Regions from separate parts of the Homo sapiens genome. Here region 1 is linked to region 2. The links are chromatin loops, found by intact Hi-C in ENCODE. Cell type or tissue: PC-9. All regions are shown on one strand. Each heading gives the region's core, and the rest is flanking DNA. Links, peaks and the distances in the headings are about the cores only.

Region 1 (8,027 bases), core at 3,226-5,725, 110 kb after region 2:
TGCACGTAGTGTGTGAGATAAGGAGGGGAGGCAGGGATTGCATGGAGACTTCTGGCCTGACCTAAACATGGAGCTGCCCTTGGCTGAACAGAAGACGGTGATCAGAACAGGGTGGGTGGGGTGAACAGGAGCAGGTTTGCACTGGCCATGTCGGAGACATCTGTGAGACAGCCGGGGACAGCTGCATCTACAGATCTGAAGTTCGGGGGGAAGGTCCAAGCTTAAGACCTGAATTTGGTAGTTGGCAGCAGATAGATGGCACTGACCCACAATCTGTGACCCACAATCCTGACAGCCACAGCTCTAAAAACTAAAAGTTTTATTGAAGTTTGGGTCAAAATTATTCAGCAATAAAACCTAACCCAAAATGACATAAGGCTATTTGCTGTCTATGTTTATTCTACTTCATGTGAATATTTGTACATTTGTGATATAGAAATATTATTTGTTTGATCACAAAGACCTGCCCCAGAATCTAGTGGGAATGTCATGTAACATACAGAATATTTACTATATTAACCTTCTAAAATTCCCCCAAATGCTTTATTTCTAAACAAATCTAGCCCTAAGCATTTTGGATAAAAGATATGGATCTGTAGTTTGAGCCATGAAACTAGAGGAATGAGGACTGACCCTGGAGCCCTCCAACACATTGAGACCAGGAGGGTGAGGAGGATCTGCTCCGGTGTCTGAAAATGCAAAGGCCTGACTTCTACTGCCCTGGGTGGGGTCTACTTTGACTTCTCTCCTTCCATACCATCACCACCAAACATGCACCCTCTTCACAGACACATGACTTATAAAAGCCCTGCTTCTGTTAACTTTCTGTATATCTTCTAAAGAGATGGCAAAAAAACCTAAGTCTATCATCCCCCCATCCCCCCGTCCCTGCCAAATATACACTGTGGGGTATGTTTTTGTTTTTGAAATAGGATCTTGCTCTGTTGCCCAGGCTGGAAAGCAGTGGTATGATCATAGCTCACTGCAGCTTCTAACTCCTGGGCTCAAGTGATCTTCCTGCCTCAGCCTCCCAAGTAGCTGGGACTACAGGTGCATGCCACCATGCCTGGCTAATTTTTTTTAACATACTTTGTAGAGATAGGGTCTCGCTACGTTACCCAGGCTGGTCTCGAACTCCTGGCTTCAAGCGATCCTCCTCTCTTGGCCTCCCAAAGCGCTGGGATTATAGGAGCAAGCTACTGGGCCCAGCTGCATACTGTAGTTTTTATTAAATCAGGTGTAACATTGATTTCATGCACCACTGAACTAACTGTCTGCACTTTTTGCAAAGTGAGGTTTGTGTGGTGGGGAAAAAAAAAGTAGGAAAACTGAACTAATGTTTCAAGTTGGCATAATGGCATTTCCTGTTGCTAAGAAACCTATCTGCCTGCTGCTGTTGCTCTAACACAGTTTGGTGTCCCACCCCTCACCGCTAAACACCTTAGCTCCGAAATTCTGTCAAGATACACTGGTGGGGGCTGCAGCAGGGCCCCCCCAAGTCCCAGGCCTGTTGCAGGAAAACCGTGGCTAGTGCCTAAACCTATTGCCCAAGGTGCTCTCTTACTTAGGCTGCAGAGCCACAAGTTCCCCACAAGGTGCAGCTCCTGTTTTAAGGTGAGACACAGAAAAGGGAGTAAGAGGATTAGAACCAAGGCCAGGCAAAGATGACACTGGCATAGCTGTTGTTATGAAGGCTACTAGTTCTACATTCATCCCCGGAGGAAAAAAGTAATGTGGAGTTGGCAAATTTGCTGAAATCTAAACAAAAAGGCAGTCTCATTTCTCAATCCATGTACCCCACCAGGCGAACCCACGTTCAGCAGAACCTTTTCCCGGTTCCCACCACCCAACCTCTCCAACCCCGTCTCCTGCCCTGACTGCAGCTTTCTTGGCCCAGAAAACCTCCACATCAACCAAAATTGTTGGCCCATTCAACTTCTAAGGGAGAAGAGAAAGAAGAGACAGGAAATCTCCATTAGAATTTCCCCCTTCATTCATAAACAGATAAGCAACACACAACAAATCAGAAAACTCACATAAAGGGAGGGGTGGCGATCATTAAATACCAACTGGAAAATTGCTCATGGGTCACAACTATTGAAACTGGGTGGTAGAGGCATGAGGGTCCATTATTCTGCTCTATTTTTGAATATGTTTGAAATTTTCCATAATAAAATAAAAAGAAAAGGAGGAGAAAAAGAAGGGAGGAAATGAGGGAGGGAGGGACGGAGGGAGGGAGGGAGGAAATGGTCAACTTAAGTAGCCCAACCGGACTGTTATCCAAAGGCTAATTCTAGGCTTTCTTGAAGAGCTCAATTGGGGAAGGGAGTCCTCCCCACCAGTCCAACCCAATGCCCTGCTGGGGACACAACACGCCCCGCTTAAGAGACTCCCCGAGCTGCTTCCCTGGTCCTCCTGTGTGGATATAGCAGGTGGTGGTGCTTTTAATGTTTTGTTCAGGATTCACAATGGTAAGGGCTTTGGAAAGAAAGGAGTTGATCACTTCATCCTTTCCTTTCTTCATAAAGATGTTTGCCCTGACTTCAAAGGCTGTCTGTTTACCTTAGATGATTGGAGAGGATTAATGGAACTAATTGTGTTAACAACAGAACAGTCCTGCTGAAGCCTGCAAATTATCCCTGATTCTCTTTGATTGCCTCAAGATTACCTCTCCACCAACAAACATAGTAAACTTGCATACAGCCATGCTGGGCTGTGCCCTCATAGAAAGCTGGGAGTGCAGTCAGCACTACACAGGATGGAACTGCAGCAGCCTGCAGGGTGTGTGACATAAGCCTGCCAACCTCCCTGCAGTGCCAAGGAAAGCCAGTGAGCCAGTGAGCACATCCTGTGAGTGCAATGCCCAGTCCATCTCAGCTGAGCCAGACGCCATATCCTTGCTCCTCCCAGGAGCTGCGAGCCTCTGGGCAGGCCTCTGCGAAAGCTCTGCCAGCACGGAACAGACCCAGTTGTCCAGAGCACATGCCTCTCAGATGCCTCTGTGGCTGCCAGCAGCAAAGCTGGACATGCCCTCAGAGGTGGAACTGGGCCCAGGGAACAACCTGGGAAATCAGCCAGAGGCACAGGTATGGAACACTGGAAGCTCTCTGTCCCAGGCAGATGGAAGCTGCTCTCCTAGGATGCCTACTGGTGGCATTTAAACCAAGAAGTTGGGAGTGCCTGCCACCATGGCCCACTCCTGGCTTCCTTTCTGCTCCCTACCCCCGACTTTCTTGCTGTGGAGTGACTATCTGGAGTGTAACACATCCCCTGGTACCCAATTAGTCAAGTAGAAGAAAATCCACCACTTACTTTCCTTGAAAGTCAAGTCACTCTCTGATTCTTTAATTCATTAATCTGTCAGTGAATGGCAGGTTTCCTGATTTAATGAGATCCAAAAGTTTCAATAGCCTGTCTGCGAAAGTAATTCAACAGCTCAGCTACTAGGGGTGAAATATTTTCCAACCAATTCCAGTTCCTTTTCATCCAGAAAGAGCAGAGGCTCAACGTTACTGCTGATAACTCTCATAGATCCAGGTGTGTCGTTTGAAGTAGCAGGAAGGCTGTGGTCCTCGAGGACAAACTTCTCAAGCCTTAAGAATCCCAGGCCTGGGAATCTATCCCAATATTCAAAGCCCTAGTGGAGTCCATTTCATTCCTTGACAAGTTTCCTGGAGCACACGGCTTGACAGCAAGGAACAACTTCAGTAGGAGCCCAGGCTCCTTGGGGACAGAGTCCATACCTCTTTGTTTCCCCTGGGCCTAGCATGGCACCTGGTCAATTGGGGTGGGAGTGGGGGTTTAACAGGAATTAATGACAAGGCAGTGACTAACAGAACCCAATCAAAAAATGAAATAGATCCATCACTTATCTGTGATTATATTTTGGCCATCCCATACCAATCGTATACCCTACAGTGGGAGAGAAGGGTAATTACTAATGAGAGTTTTGCATAAGGGAATCATTACTGAAATAAAAAGTTAAGAAGCAACTCTCCTTACAGAGACAGAAGGTTAAAAAGCAAGCACTCCTAACTAAGGCAGAAAAGAGAAATCTATAGAAAAGTCTTAGCAATGATGGAACTCACTCAGTGAGTGACACGGATTCGGACGTCTTGCCCCACAGCACCTCCAAAGGCACCCCAACCACCACTTAAATTGCCAAGCTGTTCTTAGTTACCCAGGTGGAAAGTGCAAATCCCATGGCACAAAGCTCTCTATGCCCAGAGTCATTACAGGGCACCCCAGCCCAGGCACAAGGAAGAGAGTGACTGTGCAGACTTGGGGATGGCTGGCAGTTACCCTTGTGTCCACATCCAGCAACAGACACATCTGCAGACAGCCACGACCCTGCAGGCAGGACCTGGGCCACCCCAGAGGGTTTGCACCCCCAGGCGCTGACCTCATCTGCTGGGGTTGCTTGTGGGTACACAATGTGGGCTGCTTTCTCATTTCTCCCAAGAGCCCACAGCACTTTTCTCCCGGGCTGGCTCAAGTTTCATCCTCCGTAAATCGGCTGCTGTTAAAATGCCATGGGGCCTTCCCTAAACTACAAAATACAAAATTACCATTCTCCCTTTTGGAGGTGACAGGAACATTTAGCTTCCCTGTCTCTGTGTGCCTTTGTACACACACAAATTTGATATCTACAAAAACTGATATGTGTGGACATTACACAACCATTTCTGAAAAGGTACACACAAATGACTCAGAAACAGAGTACCCTGGACAGGTGCCAGAACATTCTGCACCCTGCTCTCCCAGGCCCTTCAGCCGAAGCCGGCTACAGGTCCTCCCACGCCCCGCACCTCAGAGCTCCTCAGTCACTAAGCCCCCTCAAGCCCTTCACTGTAAGCTGCTGTGCCCACCCTTCGGTTCCATTCTCGTCCCTGGTGCCAATCCTCAGCCTCTAGCCTGACAGCTCCTAGGTCTTCCCTTACTCTCCTCAGCATGAATCCACCCAGCAGATAGAATCTCAATTAGCTGATCTACAATACAGCTGCCATCGGGACACTTCTTGCCCAAGCCTTCCCTCTGTCCCCAGGGTGACATTCATTTCCACAACACTGCAACCCACTTCTGTACTGTGGCCTGCATTCCAATCATACCTTATTTACCACCACCAGTGCCCAATGCTCAGGCCGGGCTCCCCTGGCCACCATCCTGCCCAAGTCCCCCGACACATGCCAGTCCCCAAATCAGCCTCATGCTGGGCTCCAAATACCTTCTTTCCTAGGGCACATCCTGACTCCTCAATCCTTCCTCCAGCAGTCTCCCTCTGAGACACCCCTTGGGCATTGAGGGTCAACTGGGTTGTCAGGAACTCTCTTCTCACCTGTACTACTAGTCCCCAGGTAGGTTCCACAGGTAGCCCTTCAGAGGTGTGGCCTGCTCTATACCTCCACCCCCACCATCCTCCTGGGCCCAGCAAAGGGTCCTACATTTAGAGGCTGCTCAATTCACATTTGTTGCTTGTGTCCACTCCAGGCTATGGTGGTCTGTCTCTTCCCTTAGAAACTCTAACTTAGGGGAGATAATTACCTCCACTTGTAAATATTCAATGTTGAGTAAAGTAACTCTAGACATAAATAATATTTTTAAATGCTGTCCCTCCTTTCCATCAATCACCAACTTCTAAATATTACAAAAAGGAAGTATGCCCACAGCCTGTGAGATAGGGTACAAGAGGCTTGAAGGGGTGAATTATCCCAGACTAGCCTTGGAAGTCCTGAACCAAGAGCCTCCTCCACCTCCCTACCCCAGGCTTGGCTCCCCTGACCCTTGGGGCTCAAATATGCTGGCTGTGTAATCTCTTGTATAAGGTGATTTGTCGCCAGACCCAAACAAGTTTTCTGGATGTGAGGGAGCTAGAGCTAGAACCTCATAAGATTGCAGTTTGTTGCCATGCTGGGGGGTGGGAAGGGGGTGGGGAGACAGAAGGCCAGGTGTCTTGCCTTGCTTCTGCCACTAAGGTCAACATGACCCAGGACAATCTCTTGGGGCCTCAACTGTAAACTCTTGCAGGGACAATGCAAAAATCTGCAACAACCATGCACCAAACAGAAAGTTGGGAATGATCGAGAACAACAAATGAAGACAGAGAAGCTTTCAGTTTGAAAACTTCAATTGCATTTGTGTCGGGAAACAAGACTCAAGGACAAAAGGCCTCCTAAGGACCTCACTTCCAAATAGCAAAGTTAAAAAATCTTCAACTCTGTGATTCCTGCTGTCACGAGTCATTTCTCTTGCTGACATTTAACATCCTTCAAAACCCAGCCCTGAAATTCCCAACTGTCTCCCACCCCCTTATGCCTCAGCCATATTGCCCTCCTACTATGCCAGGCCTTTCTCATTCTGCCCTTCCTTAGCACAGTTCATTCCTCCCAAACTCCCCCTCTCCCCCTCCAAATAAAATCTACCTACATTTTCAGGCCTACTTCCACCTCGAATCTATTACCCTCTCGATCCTGGAGTTCCCCACCAGGCAGGTCCACACCCGTATCCTTCTTGCTGGTCCCTGGAGATTACCCTCTCCCCACATGTTTCTCAAGTGCCTGGCAGTGTTCTATGTGTTCCAGGAGCACATAGAACATTTCTGGGCACTTAAAAGGTGCTTAATAAACTCTTGTTGGTTGAATGATGTAACACCAAGAAAAGCTGATGCGCCGTGATGTTTCCATTACCTTCGTCTGGAAAATCCCATTGAGGATTCGCCCCTTCAGTCCAACCCACTTAAAACATCCTCCTTTATTTTGCTCTGAGCTCATCTCAGTCCTGTAAAAGTACTGCAATCCCCACAGCAGTGATTACTCCCAACACCCCTTAAACTCACTGTTGCTTTTCAAAGAAACAGCCACCCCAGATCCATACATTAGGAATACAGTGGGCTGTGCAATGACACAGCCCCAAACCAGCTTGATGCGATTGTTTCCCTGTATTGTTGCTTCACTGTAGTCTTACTATTGTTCTTCATTTACCCAGACAGCTTTGTCTGAAGCTTTATATGAAAAATGAATATGATTGCTTTACATTCCACACTTCCCAGAGCACCACCATGGGTTTCAAAGCTCTAGTCGATGGCTCTCAAGGCTTTGAGTTGAACAGTTTCACACCACAGCTTGCTATACAGTGTCATCCAGGCTGGCCTCAGTCCTTTCACCTCCCACATCCCATCTGTAGTATGTGTGTGCTTCCATCCAATCACCTGGACTGTCCCCAGGCCCAGGAACGTGAAAAACCAGAAGGAACAACCAGTCAGTTTGGCAGGGAGCAAGGTGGAAGAGAATCATCCCTGAAACCACAGCCTTGAGCCTTGGAGGGACAGAACGGCCACTCAGCTGCAACTGAGGACAATGTGTCCTCTTGGGTCCATGCTATGGACCTTGACTCATAAACGTGGTGTTCTCCCTGACAGCCCCAGAGGAAAGGCAGCATTCTGAGCCAGATGGGTTCTCAAGACAAGAGCAAGATGGGTACCACATGGGATTGGGAGCCAGACTGCCTGGGCTCAGGCATCACTTAGCAGCTGTGTGACCTTGGGCAAACCCATTATTCCTTGTGTGCCTCACTCTTGATCTGCAAAGTGGGGACAAAGTACCTCCCTCACAGAATTGTTGTGAGGATCTGATGAGTTAATTTATATAAAATGCATAGAAACTATGCCTGACAGAGTAAATATTTACCATCAGCATCAGCAGCAGCATCTCCCTGGTTATTAATATACCTACTCCTCTCTGCTTTGTTTAGGGAGAAGAGCAAATGCCTCACTCTCAATACCAAGCTTCCTGTCTCAGGAGGCTCCACGCCCCAAATCCTTTTTCCTCCCTACCTCCTTTTAGTGCCTCTAACACTTCAAACATCACATCTCCATCTGAGCATTCAAAGCCTTCATACTGGGCTGTACTTCCTTTCTTCCCTCAGCAAACACCCTGGATTCTTGCAAGCTATTAGATACACTCGGTGGCAAATGCAAGAGTGTTTGCATAGGTTTTCGTCATTATCCATGTTTTGGAAACAGCCATGGTGAG
Region 2 (8,027 bases), core at 1,885-4,384:
GCAGACTCCCAAAACAATTTACAGCAAGCATGCCTTAAAAGTGCATTAGCGGGCCAGGCATGGTGGCTCACGCCTGTAATCCCAGCACTTTGGGAGGCCAAGGCAGGCAGATCATGAGGTCAAGAGATCAAGACCATCCTGGTCAACATGATAAAACCTCGTCTCTACTAAAAATACGAAAATTAGCTGGGCCTGGTGGCACGCACCTGTAGTCCCAGCTACTTAGGAGGCTGAGGCAGGAGAATCACTTGAACCCAGGAGGCGGAGGTTGCAGTGAGCTGAGATTGCGCCACTGCACTCCAGCCTAGCGATAGAGTGAGACGCCTTCTCAAAAAAAAAAAAGTGCATTAACTAACTGCCATTGGAATCACTTGCTGCATTACATTTTCTCTTAGTGACTTGGGGTTGAAATGTCTCTTTGAAAGTCTTAGTAACCTCGACAAAGGAAGGTGCCCAGATGCTACTCTACAGGAGAATACGGTATGAAATGATGAAAGAGCAACATGCGGAAGGAAGGGCAGCTCCAAGGCCCAACTGCCTGACAGTAAGACATCAGGGAATGAAGTGGTGAACACAGGGGAAGGTGGCAGTGCTGGCTTTAGACAAGCCCATCTCTTGTCACTATTGGGGTGCTACCAAAATAAATGCCTAAGGTCTTCAATAACAGCACTTGGCACTTGTATCAAATTTCTTTCCCGAAACACACCCATATCCCTTGTCTTATTGAAGCCTCCAAGTGACTCTGTGAGTGAGGGCATAATGTATAATGTTTGGTTTTGGTTTTATATTTTCCGGGAGAAGAAACAACGGGGAGATTTATAGCCCGGCACCTCCTCCACCCTGGCAGGGTGCTGTGGGCTGGATTTCACTGGGACAGCAGGGTTGGATGAGGTCAGAGCCAGCGTGGAATTAGCCTACTGCGCTGGATTCCTGAGTGTTGACTCAGCCGCAAGACTCCAGAGGGCAGAGCGCTGAATGTGCTAGAAAGAGTTACGAATGAGGTGCCCACCATGTGTAACTGGGTGAGAACACCCAGCCTCTGCCCTCAGGGGTTTGCAATCTAATACATCAGGAATAGGGCCAATGTTTGAGAGAACTGTAGATGAGTGAGAAAGAAAACTGGCACGACTTTGTAAATATAAGCTTTCTCAATTTAAGCAAACTTGCACATTTGTTTACTTTGTTCTAAGAGTTGCTGAATAAGGCATGATACCATGAGTTTATGGTCAAACAGCCAGGGAAAGGCAGCATCTAGGCAAAAGAGAAGGGACCCATAAGTTAGGAAAGAATGCAAATTGGAGGCCAGGAAAAGTTTGCTAACTGAATAAATAGCTGCTGCAAGGCTTGATGGGGGTTTGAGGGGTGGGCGCTGAAATGTTGAAAGGGACACAACAGGTCAATCACAGACACAAGGTGGAAAATGCAGGGATATCTATAGAGTGGGTAGGGAGGATGTAGGTTCCAAGTCACTAAGGATAGTCCTAGATTTTGCCTGTTTTCTTAGAGTAATTATGTATAGTGTCACTTATCATTCTCAACTGTGTCCTTTCTTGGAGGATAAATGATATAGTCACCCTAGTTCTCCAAAACTCACAAGATGCATTGAATTGCCAGATAGCCCCCCTCCAGCCAAGCCATCTACACCAGCTTCTATATTTGCACCACCTCTCCAAGGGGCTAAATACCACCTCCAAGAGACTAAATACCACCCCCATCAGCCCTGCCCTGAGGCTAAGAGAGCAGATGGTTCTATGTGGGTGTGAACAGTCTTTAATTCTTCATTTCTGGGCTAACACTGGCTCCTGAGAATCCAAGAGGAACAGAGGGAGGAGAACAAGAAGAGGCCGAAGGGGAAGGGTCGGGACCCTCTGAGTGACATTAGTGGTGCGTAACGTAAAGGCTACTCTCACTGTAGAGAAGCCAGCATGGCAGCAAGGAGGGCGAATGGGCCTTGGGTCCAGCAAGACCTGCAGTCTGCTCCCAGATCCCCACAGTCATTGCTGAGCCTCAGTTTCCTCACCTCTTTAAAGAAAAGTGGGGTGGGGGAGGATAATATCTACCTTCCAGAGTTGGAGTGACAGAATGTAATCATTATCAAGTACCAGGTACACAGTAGGCGTTCGATAATGGCAGCTTTTGTTGGAACGATGATATATACCTACAAGTTTTCTTTCTTTTTTTTTTTCTTTGAGACGGAGTCTCACTTTGTCACCCAGGCTGGAGTGCAGTGGTATGATCTCGGCTCACTACAAGCTCCACCTCCTGGGTTCACACCATTTTCCTGCCTCAGCCTCCCGAGTAGCTGGGACTACAGGTGCCCGCCACCAGGCCTGGCTAATTTTTTTTTGTATTTTTAGTGGAGATGGGGTTTCACCGTATTAGCCAGGATGGTCTTCATCTCCTGACCTCGTGATCCGCGCGCCTGAGCCTCCCAAAGTGCTGGGATTACAGGCGTGAGCCACCACGTGTGGCCATACCTATGAGTTTTCTTAAAACCAAATTGTCAAAAATGTGGGGCCTACCAGGTGTTAGCCTCCATCCCATAACATCGTGGCTCAGGTCACCCTCAGAAGGAGACACAGGGAGTCCTAAGTGTATTCTGGGAGTGACCTCTGTGGCAGACCAAGGGACACAGCTATGGCCGGGACACCAACAGCTTCTGCTATAATCTCCCCAATTTTTTTTTATTTAAGTGCAATTATTTTTATTTAAGTACAATTATAAAACTATAAAGGGAACATTTTTAGAGGAGTAATAAAAACCAGATGGACATGGAATCTTTTCTTCCCAGCCAAAGGGGATCATCTTGCTCATCCCCTGGGAGCACTCTTCTTTCATGATCACTGTCCCAGGAGCCCACAAAAGGTCCAAGCATCTATGGAACTTAAAATACAAGTACTGGAAGGCTTGTGTCTGTACCAGGCTCTGGTTCTGATCCTGGAAATTCAATGTCACAGTCTGAACAGGTGTGCCTGCTGATTGATTATAGCCTGAAAGTACAAGAGGGACAGGCAGAGCTTTTGTCCCTGCCCCTTTTAATAAGAACACATACCTGCGGTAGGTTGTGGATTGGAGGAAGTCTCTCAGAGCCGGGAGGAGACATTCCCTACACCAGTGGAAAATCTTTGGGTCCTCCAAAATCACACTTCTTTAACTCAAGTTAAATGAGGCCTTAAGGCGCTTAACTGTTAAGAAATAATAACAAGAAAAATCAAAGATTACGCAAAAAGAGGGCTGCAGGGGCTGCAGGCTGTCCTTAGGGCATCCTCCGGCCTTGGTGGGTAAGGTTAGGAAAACCTGGCTGCATTTTCCAAACCCTTCCACCAGAGCCACACGGGGGCACACTAGTCAATGTTTTGGATGTCGGGCCTCCCGCTGGCTTCCTCTCGGTAAAGAAACCTGGAGGAGGAGGACAGTGAGGGCAGAGGCGCTACTGGATGACTCCTTGCTTGGCCCACGGCCACCAAGCCAGTGACTTAGGCAGATTGTCCTTGAGTGATTCAAAACCACGTGGGTGCTGGCCCAAAGGTTTCCCCTTACTTTCTAAGCATGTTCCCAGCATGGCTGGGGCACGGGTTCCTGAGCTATTACTCAGGAGAGCAGGGAAAAGAATTGAGTGAATAAATGGAAGGTCTAATAACCTCTTAACCTGATACCAGGAAGGCAAGTGAGTAACCCCCAAGGGGTGCTTGGGGGCACAGCAGGCAGGGGTGGGCAGGGTAATAGCTCATTCTTCAGTGGGTCGCCATAGCATCCTTGGCGTGACCAGAGTGCTGGCCCTCAGTGCCTGCCCTCCTAGGGTGAAGGATCAGCCTCAAAGGCAGGGCAGCAGGCTGGCTCCTAACAGAGCCTCTTGACAGAGGGTCTCCTACGAGCACACACTGCTGCCTCACCAATAGACATGGGAACCCCAGGGGACAGACCAGGGACCAAACCCCAGCCATCACCAGGCACTGCAAGGCGCCAGCCAGCCTGCACTCCAGGACTCCAGTGTGCCTGCTTTCCAGAGCACAATGGGTCCAGGTGCACACAGACACAGCAGACAAACCAGAAGAGAAGGCATCTAAGTCACCACCTTCTATCAAGAATTCAGCTAAGCTGCGATTTTTTTTTTTTTTTTTGAGACAGTCTCACTTTGTCGTGTGGGCTGGAGTGCGGTGGCATGATCTTGGCTCACTGCAACCTCTGCCTCCTGGGTTCAAGCAATTCTTCTGCCTCAGCATCCTGAATAGCTGGGATTACCGGCACGTCACAATGCCCAGCTGATTTTTGTATTTTTAGTAGAGATGGGGTTTCACCATGATGGACAGGCTAGTCTGGAACTCCTGGCCTCAAGTGATCCACCTGCCTTGGCCTCCCAAAGTGCTGGGATTATAGGCGTGAGCCACCGTGCCCAACCCTAAGCTGCAATTTTATATGAAGACCTTGGAAAAGAAAAACACTTTTGTTTATAAACATGGTATAGTATGCAAATTTTAAAGTATTAATATTTTTTAGCTAAAACAGTACTTCAAAAGTTCTTAGCTTGAGGCCGGCTCTGAGAGGAGGGGGTTTATTTTCTTCTGCCCCACTTATCTTTGGTGAATGGCAGAATGTTTGTTTAATAAAAAGTCAGTAAAGCAGAGAATCATGCAAAGAAAAGATGTATGTACTTTAAGTATTTTAACTAACAATATTCAAACTGAAAATATTGAAAAACAAATATATGTACTCACTTGCCAATAACAGAAGGCCAATTTCTTTAAGGTATGGTCCCCCTCATCATCTCTTACAGACAAACATTATCTATGATTTCCATTTCCATTTTCTATGTGTGTGTGTGTGTGTGTGTGTGTGAGAGAGAGAGTGAGTGTCTCGCTTTGCTGCCCAGGCTGGAGTGCAGTAGTATGATCATGGCTCACTGCAGCCTCAACCTCCCACGATCAAGCAATGCTCCTGCCTCAGCCTCACAAGTAGCTGGGACTACAGGCACATGCCACCATGCCTGGCTAATTTAAATTTTTTTTTTTTTTTTGTAGAGACATGGTCTCTCCATGTTGCCCACGCTGGTCTTGACTCCTGGGCTCAAGCAATCCTACTGCCTCAACCTCCCAAAGTATTCAGATTATAAGTGTGAGCCACCATGCCCAGCCCAATTGTGGTTTCTTTCTAGTGGAGCAAAAATTAAAGATACTTGTGAAGTAATGTGAATTTGGAATCTTTTTAGAGCTTTATTATTTTTCTCACACAATTTAGCAGTAATTTTTTTTTTTTTTGAGGCAGAGTCTCGCTTTATCACCCAGGCTGGATTGCAGTGGTGTGATCTCGGCTCACTGCAGCCTCCGCCTTGTGGCTTCAAGTGATTTTCCCGCCTCAGCCTCCCAAGTAGCTGGAATTACAGGCATGTGCCACCACGTCTGGCTAATTTTTGTATTTTTAGTAGAGATGGGGTTTTACTATGTTGACCAGGCTGGTCTCAAACTCCTGACCTCAAGTGACCTGCTCGCCTCAGCCTCCCAAAGTGCTGGGATTACAGGCATGAGTGACCATGCCTGGCCAACAGTAATTTTATAGGAAATTTATCTTTGGCTTTTTCCGTCACATTCAACTTAGTCTTAATAGAAACTTTTTTTCACACTCATCTCAGTTTAAATAAGATTTCATTACAATTATTTATTACAATAAGAACAAATACAAGTGGCTTTTGATAAACACACAACTACTGGTGGGGACAGAAGTGTACAGTGGGAGTACGGCATAAGCTGCTCCACTATGGCTGTGAGCTTTCAAGTGTGCCCTGAGCGTGTGTCAGAGAGAATGGGAGACAGAGTTAATTTGGCAAGTCGGTGACAGCAGAGGTCAGTTAGGAGACTACCTCTGGAACTTTGGTGGAAATCTCTGAAAAGTCACAGACTCAGTGTTTATAATATGGACAAATTCACTGGATAAAATTCACATGCAACTCTTTAGAAAAACATGATGCCTGAAGCCAGGAGTACCTGCACTTATGTTTGCTTCCACTAGTCCCCCGACCCTGTTACCAAGTTAACATGATTTTACTACAGTGCTGCCCAAATCTTATGATTGTGCTATAAGCAGCCTAGTTCCCCTAGGGTCAAAATAACCACTCCCAGTTAAAAAGGCAGGCATGCTGGGTGCGGTGGCTCACGCCTGTAATCCCAGCACCTTGGGAGGCCGAGGCGGGCGGATCACGAGGTCAGGAGATCGAGACCATCCTGGCTAATATGGTGAAACCCCGTCTCCACTAAAAACACAAAAAAAAATTAACTGTGCCTGGTGGTGGGCACCTGTAGTCCCAGCTACTCGGGAGGCTGAGGCAGGAGAATGGCGTGAACCCGGGAGGTGGAGCTTGCAGTGAGCCGAGATCGCGCCACTGCACTCCAGCCTGGGCGGCAGAGCGAGACTCAGTCTCAAAAAAAAAAAAAAAAAAAAAAAAAAAGCAGGCATATGAGGTGAAAGGTAAAACAAAACTTTTGGAAGAAGTCATAGGTGAACATCCTTAAGACATTCAGGTAGGCAGCCTGTTCTTGAATGGAATACGAAAAGGTCAAACCATAAAGAAAATAACTGATAAATTGATACATTCCTCAGGGACTTCTGTTCATCAAAAGATCCTCTTAAGGAACTACAAGGTAAGCCACAGACAAGAAGGTACTTGCAATTCATATACTCAACAGAGACTCATATCCAATATCTATGAAGACCTTCTAAAAATCATCTTTTTTAAAGCAGACAACCCAATAGAAAAATGGGCAAAAGACTTGTGTAGGCACTTCTAAGAGAGGATACCCAAATAGATGATGCACATATAAAAAGGCACTCAAGAGCAATGCAAAGACATCAGGGAAATGCAAATTAAAATCAGAATAAAATCAAAGAATGGTGGATAAACAGAATGTGGTATATATTATAGATATAATGGAATACTATTCAGACTTAAGAAGAAATTCTAACACTTGCTACAACATGGGATGAGCCTTGAAGACATTGAGCTAGGTGAAATAAGCCAGTCATAAAAAGAAATACTGCCCAATTCCACTTATATGAAGTATGCAGAGTAGTCAAAATTCATGGAGACAAAGTAGCATGACGATTGCCCGGGGCTGGGGGGAGTAGAGAGTTAGTGTTTCGTGGGTACGGAATTTCAACTTGGAAAGACGAAAAAGGTTTTGGAGATGGATAGTGGTCATGGTTGTCCAGTAACATAAACACACTAAATCCCACTGAACAATACACTTAAAATGGTAAATTTAATGTTTTGTATATTTTACCACAAAAAAAGATACAATAAAACATACCCACCAGAACAGCTAAATATGGAAAAGAGATGAATAATCCCAAGTTTTGGCAGGGTTGTGAAGCAACTGGAACTCTCAGACTGTTGGTGGGTGTGTAAATTTGTACAGTCATTCTGGAACACCGACAGTATCTACTGAGGCTGAGCAGCTGCAACCCATGACTCAGCAATGCTACTCCTAGGTATGCACTCAATGCCAGCGTGTACATTTGTTCACCAGAAGACATGAACTAAAATGTTCATAGCTGCACTATTCATACTACCCCTAAACTGGAAACAAGTGCATGTCCATCAGTTATAGAACGGATATATTCCCACAATGGACTAGTCTACAGCAATGAAAATGAATAAACTACATGCAAAAACATGGATGAATCTCAGAAACCTAATGTTGAATGAAAAACCAGACACAACAGTATACACTGTATAAATCCATGTAGAGTTCAAAACCAAGTAAAACTATTCCACGTTCTTGAGAGTCAAGAAGTTGGGTGAGGGGTAGTGAGCAGAAGAGAGGATGGAGGGGGCTGGCCATGTTCTCTTTCTCCATCTGGATGCTGGTCACCCAGCATCTTAAAAATTCAGTATGTGGCCGGGTGTGGTGGCTCACGCCTGTAATCCCAGCACTTGGGGAGGCTGAGGCGGGTGGGTCACCTGAGGTCAGAGGTCAGGAGTTTGAGACTGGCCTGGCCAGTCTCATGGTAAGACCCTGTCTCTATTAAAAATACAA

What was found. Peaks named below come from ENCODE experiments on the same cell type or tissue, not always from the same donor. Only the 100,000 strongest peaks of a DNase experiment are listed, where the experiment ranks them.
Region 1: a loop joins it to region 2, with 8 times the contacts of the local background. A loop is called at or near these places in 26 of 110 quality-filtered maps.

What each region holds. Positions count from the first base shown.
Region 1 is chr2:45,818,786-45,826,812 of GRCh38, reverse strand. All of the region lies in intron 1 of PRKCE (protein kinase C epsilon), which reads right to left. Among named protein-coding and RNA genes, the nearest start is that of PRKCE-AS1, 150 kb to the right of the region's middle. RefSeq lists enhancers at 2,405-2,926, 2,927-3,449 and a silencer at 4,549-4,843. In PC-9, for the core only: no CTCF peak of the experiment used is centred there; DNase peaks (open chromatin) are centred at 4,692 and 5,062; H3K4me3 peaks cover 1,123 bases; H3K27ac peaks cover 1,630 bases.
Region 2 is chr2:45,931,877-45,939,903 of GRCh38, reverse strand. All of the region lies in intron 2 of PRKCE (protein kinase C epsilon), which reads right to left. Among named protein-coding and RNA genes, the nearest start is that of PRKCE-AS1, 260 kb to the right of the region's middle. RefSeq lists an enhancer at 3,434-3,743. In PC-9, for the core only: CTCF peaks have their summits at 3,114 and 3,322 (motif pointing right); a DNase peak (open chromatin) is centred at 3,473; H3K27ac peaks cover 594 bases.